2 separate regions of the Mus musculus genome follow, and region 2 is linked to region 1. Evidence: chromatin loops called from intact Hi-C (ENCODE). Cell type or tissue: heart. All regions are shown on one strand. Each heading gives the region's core, and the rest is flanking DNA. Links, peaks and the distances in the headings are about the cores only.

Evidence for each region. Hi-C counts contacts between places; a loop is a spot of excess contacts. Peaks named below come from ENCODE experiments on the same cell type or tissue, not always from the same donor. Only the 100,000 strongest peaks of a DNase experiment are listed, where the experiment ranks them.
Region 2: a loop joins it to region 1, with 3 times the contacts of the local background. A loop is called at or near these places in 2 of 42 quality-filtered maps.

Annotation. Positions count from the first base shown.
Region 1 is chr19:21,881,088-21,883,998 of GRCm38, reverse strand. No RefSeq gene overlaps it. Among named protein-coding and RNA genes, the nearest start is that of Cemip2, 100 kb to the right of the region's middle. In heart, for the core only: no CTCF peak of the experiment used is centred there; DNase peaks (open chromatin) are centred at 738, 1,188 and 1,618; H3K4me3 peaks cover 896 bases; H3K27ac peaks cover 1,995 bases.
Region 2 is chr19:21,802,901-21,805,811 of GRCm38, reverse strand. The region is part of intron 5 of Cemip2 (cell migration inducing hyaluronidase 2); the gene reads right to left. Among named protein-coding and RNA genes, the nearest start is that of Cemip2, 26 kb to the right of the region's middle. In heart, for the core only: no CTCF peak of the experiment used is centred there; a DNase peak (open chromatin) is centred at 1,131.

The DNA.
Region 1 (2,911 bases), core at 183-2,682:
GCTTTTCTGTGCCACCCCAACCCACCCACCACCCACCACCCGCCATCCACCACCCACTACCCACCACCCACCACCACCTAAGTGTTAGAGAAAATGTGGGGAAAGTGGAAAGAGAAACACCAAGAAAAGATCTCTGTTTATCCACCCATTGTGGCTCTACTTGCCACCAGGCCAAAAAAAAAAAAAAAAAAAAAAAAAAAAGGGTGGGGGGTTTAACTTGGATCAGCATTAGGACCCATCCATCATAGCCTTGATGGTAGTCAGGAAGAGGGGGAGGGTGACTTGCTTTAAAAAAAAGGTAAAAATAAATAATATAAATTATTTAACTGACAAAATAATATTCATAATAAATCTATATTTTTTCTATACTTAACAAAAGAAAGGGAAACTTATAGAAAAACAAGAACTGTTCTAGGCATATGCAAGACTACATAGTTCACAGGAAGGTCAAGGGTCTGAGAGAGTGTACCTAGTTAATAAAGCAGTGCTACAATGTGGATGTGGTGCAAGACGAGGTTCTCCAGTTACTCTGAGGTGGACTACATCTCCTCTCCATATCCAGCTCACCAGGCCTCTCGCTGAACTTACAACTTGGCCAACAAAAAGGAAAGAGAGATGCTTTCTGTTTATTCTAGGTTTCTTTTTTCTTTTTTTTCCCCCCTCAGTATTTTGTTTTGAAACTCTGGTGGAAAAGCTTTCTTGAGACCTGGCCAGCCTCTATGCTGCAAAACTTTCCAAACAAAGGCTTCAGGCCTTAGGGGTTTTTCCAGGTCCTCTTGATTCCTGTAAGCTACTTGGGCTTTGTTCACATCACCTAAGCGTCTATTTCTATCCCTGCTCCCTATGCCAGCTCTCTAGACCACAGCTTCCTGATATCGGCTTCCCAGGTATATGCCCCTCCCTATCTGGAAAGAGAGAACCCCAAGAAGAGGTCACTGACACTAGGCAACATCTGACAAAGGGGAGGTGACTGTCAGGAAAGGGAAACTGAGTCATGTTTACCTCCTTTCTACCATCCTTCCTTACTGCAACCCTTTTGAATGGGTCTCAAGAGTTTGCCTGTGTCTAAGAAAAAAAGCCAGTGGAGGCCCCTAGCAGCAAATACCAAGTATCCCTTGAGGAACTATTAGCATTGTGGCCAGACATGGAGCTCCAATTCAAAGACTGCCCACATTCCTTAGGTTTGGCTGTGCTGCTAGCCACAGAACCGGAGACAGGAACACTCAATGGCTAGGAACACTCATTGGCTACCCGGCTAGCCACAGAACCAGCCAACACTCAACAGCTCAAATGTCACTCTCTCCCTCAGCTTGTTTCTCTTCCTAGAATTCCTATGGAAATTTTCCTATGAAATAGATCAGAGACAATGAACAAAGAGCTTTCCCTTGAGCAATTATCTTCCACTCCCTACCCTTTGGCAGATGAGAAGGGAAAAAAAAAATCACTCGCAGATTGCACAAACAAAATTTGGTTCTAAGGCATATAGGAGCCGAGAGAAGTGGGCAAGCATTCTTCCATTGGTTCAATTGTCTGATCTAAATGAAAGTGAATTCTTAGGATTCCCACTTCAGCTAGCATCTTGGAGCAAAGCCAGCCCTCAAACAAAAGCACTGCATGACCTGCCAACAGGGATTGTCACCAGGAATAAACATCTGTACACTTAACTCACCCCAGAGCTCTGGGAAGCAGGAAATCCAGGCATTTGTTATTTCCGTGGAACAAACCAACCTCGATACAACAAGAGACAATAACAAAGCAAAGTGACTGACGGGAAGAGAAAGAGGTGTGACTGATGGAAGGCAGAGTGGAGACAGGACAAGGGTTTGCCCTCAGGAATGTGAAGAGAAAAGAACGCATGACTGGCATTTACAGCCACATCTTCTAAGCACAAGGTTTTACTTACAGGCAATCCCAGTATGCTTGCTTGACCCTGGGTTTCATTTTTTCCCCCTTCACAACAGAGAATAACTTGGGAAAGCTTGTTTGTCACAGTGATTGAAGGTTATAAATTTCAATGACCACATGTATATAAAAATTAAGTTTCATAAGATATTCATGGTTTCTTGTTATTCGGAGATTTTAACATCTCCAGTTACATTTTAGAATCATGATTGCATTTTACAGTCTCTGTCATCAAGACATGATTGAGAAAGTTGCCGGGCTGGTGAGATGGCTCAGCGGGTAAGAGCACCCGACTGCTCTTCCGAAGGTCCAGAGTTCAAATCCCAGCAACCACATGGTGGCTCACAACCACCTTTAACAAGATCTGACTCCCTCTTCTGGTGTGTCTGAAGACAGCTACAGTGTACTTACATATAATAATAAATAAATTAAAAAAAAAAAAAAAAAAAAAGAAGCTGTTTTAAAAAAAAAAAAAAAAAAAAAAAAAAAAGAAAGTTGCCGCTGTTAGTATGTGTAGACTATATTGAGCCATAGCTACTCATATGATGGCATCAGAAAATAACCACTCAGACCCAGTTCCTAGTCAAATGGGACTCTATTCCAGCCAGCTGAGACTATACCCAAGTGTTCAGGGACCTAGGCAGAGCCCTAGGAGTCCAGAGTCCAGGGGTTTTAAAGGTAAAAACCATATCTTGGTATTTCACTTGGCAGCTGGAGAGGGTACATCACAGAAGCAAGCAATTTAACAGACTCTGAGAAAAAGCTGGAGGTTCTACAGAAACAGGTAGTTTAACAGAAGCTAAGTTACCTAGGACATCCGACCTTGGGTTCCTAGAATAAAATTGGATCATTTTCCCTGGAATTCTCCATCAAGGAGATCAAATTATAGTTAACCCAGACATGGCCCCAGCAAGAAAACAAGATGGAGGAGCCTCTGCACCCATCTTCTTACCTGGTCACAATGAAGTTCAACATCACTTTAAAGTCTTTTCAAACTAGGTCTATGGTA
Region 2 (2,911 bases), core at 152-2,651, 78 kb after region 1:
GCTTCTCTCTGGCTTACACTTTTGGGTTTTTTTTGCATTTGAATCAGGGTTGAAATACATACTGTTCCCACAGTATTTGTGGCTAAAAGAAGTCAGCAACAAAAAAGCTGATGTCAGGGAAATGTGAAGAGAACAGAAGACAGCTTTACAAAAGTAGCAGACATGGGAAGCCCTCCTCTTGAAAGATCTGTGTGGAATAAATCCTTCTCCAGCACCATCCTACTTCCCAAGATGCCGCTGACTCAACTGAAGAGAAGAATACATCTACTTGGGCTGGGAAGGTAAACAGACGGAACATGTGGGTGGGTAAAGAGCAGGAGTAACATGGATGACTCACAGACTTGGTCAATTGCCAGGTAAAACCTAACCTGGCCAAGTCATGGAGTCTGCTCCTGGAGACTAGGGTGTCCTGCCTGTGTCTTTTCTGCACAGAATGCACGTGTATGCACATATGCAAACACATCCACACATAAAAGTAAGCTTTATGTATAGTCTCAGTATGTTTCTTGGAGTCATACTTACTACCATAAATAACTCCAGTAACTAGAATAGATTTTTTGTTTAAAACATATTTTGATTGTTTACAGTGAAATTGTAAACCTCCTTCCAAAAAAACAGAAGCAGGCAATTTAAGAACAAAGGTCATCAGAAATCCTAGACCAAAAAAATCACTACCCTAAATCTGAGGTTTTATAAACATATAACACTCCGTAAAAGGGAGCAATGAGAAGATATTCAATTTTTTTCACACTAAATTTTAACACTTTTATCCCAAGATATGATACTAAATAAGTAAATTTTGATTTGAAAGGACACTAGAATTTATTTCTCAAAAAAAAAAAAAAAAAAAAAAGTCAGAAAGGCCTTGGGACTGTTTTAGAGTTTAATAACTTCTCAGTTTTTTTTTTTCTAGGTTTAGGAGAAATTCCTGCTTACTTCGATAATCTCCTGACGCCTTTCACTCAAGTAAGAAAAGGAGGAAGTTCAGTCTCCTGCTTCCAGCTGAGAATTCCCACCCCTTCCAGGAAGCAGGAAGCCCATGGCAGAAGGCAGGGGTTCCCCTCTTCCAGAAGGGAGCAGCCAGTGTGAGTGGTCCTCTCTCACACAGGAAAAGCTGACTCAAAGCCCAGCTGTCGTCGACTCCAGCCTGGAACTTTCCTGGAGACAGGACCATTGAACACACTCTGGACCAAACTGCAGCGAGGGCCTGGGCTGAGCACCTGTGCCTGTCGGGGCTATGGGAGCCGGAAGCAGGGCTTGGCCAGCTTCTCCATCCATCACAGACATCGCTTCCTCTCCTTTGCCTCCCAAGCTGCTTAGAAACGATACACGGAACCTTCCTGTCACACCTCAGAGATTCCTTTTCCTTGGGTTTTGGTTTTTGATATTTTACTTATCTTTATTTCATGTGTATGGGTGTTCTGCCTGCAGGTCTGACTATGTGACGTAGGCATGCAGTGCCCACACAGGTCAGAGAGAGCACCAGATCCTCTGGAACCGGAGTTACGGACAGTTGTACCTTGCCATGTGGGTGCCGGGAACTGAGCCAGGGTCCTCTGGAAAAGCACCAGTGCTTTCATCACTGAGCCATCTCTCCAGCCCCTCTCTGATTTGTTTTAAAGAAGAACATTGTGTTTAATCACAACCATACACAAGACTTTTTATAACCCAAATCATGTTTGTGCAGCATTAGCCTATCATCAGTGTCTACATACACGACTACACTGAAAACCTCACATTTGATACATTGTTGATACGTGTGACACATTTGATACATTGTTGATACATGTGACACAGTTGATACATTGTTGATAGGTGTGACACATTTGATACATTGTTGATCAATGTGACATGCCCTACGTAGCGCTTCTCTTCTTGTCCTCAATCTTCAGATGAGAAGACTGAGGTTTAGGAAGTGAATCGAAGCCTATGATCAAAGAGGAAGTAAAAGAACCAGGGTGGCATCCCAGGCATTCTGTCAACAATCCAAATTAACAAACAATTGGTTTGCTACACTGATGAGCAGTCCTGGGTAACTGCAGATGCAGGAAAGCCCTTAATTTTGCTCAGATCACATTAATGTGGGTATCAGACTTGCTTGGAAAAGACAGTTGCTGAACAAACATAAATAGGAAGGAGCCGACCCACAACTCATGGGGGGGGGCGGGGAAGCCCTGGCAACAAATAGGTAAATTAAGAAATCCCAGAGTCAGACACTCCTTGAATACCCAATGCTAAGCACTAGTCAAATAAATCAGAGCAGCCAGGGCTACACAATGAGTTACAGGCAAGCCTGGGCTACAGAGTGAGAGTCTACTTAAAGAAAAACAAATATTTGTTAGGATTGCATTACAATAAAAACTTATACTGAAGAAAATTTAAAGACTCAGGGGCTAGAAAGACAGCTTAGAAGGAAAAAGGCACTCGCCATCAAAGCTGATAACCTGAGTTTGATCCCTGGGTCCCACATGGTAGGAAAACTAACTCTTCTGCACATACAGGGACACAATGCTAAATGAAAGAGAGAGAAACAGAGAGACAGACAGACAGACAGACAAACGGACGGAGAGATTAAAGAATTAAGATACCTGTTTTAGGAGCTTGAGAGATGGCTCAGCAGTTAAAAGCACTTGTTGATTTATATAAAGCCTGGGCTCAGTTTCCAGCACCCTCATGGAGGCTCACAACCACCTGTAACTCTAGTCCCAGCGGATCTGATGCCCTCTCTGGCCTTCTCAAGCACTAGGCACACATGTGGTACACATACACACATCAGCATTCACACACATACACACACAATAGAAACAAATCGCTTTGTTTCTAAAAATAACTGACTTAGGAAACCGGGTCAAAAAATAGAAAGGTCAAATGTTAAAATCCGATAATATTGTAAGCTGAAAAGAAATCTCTG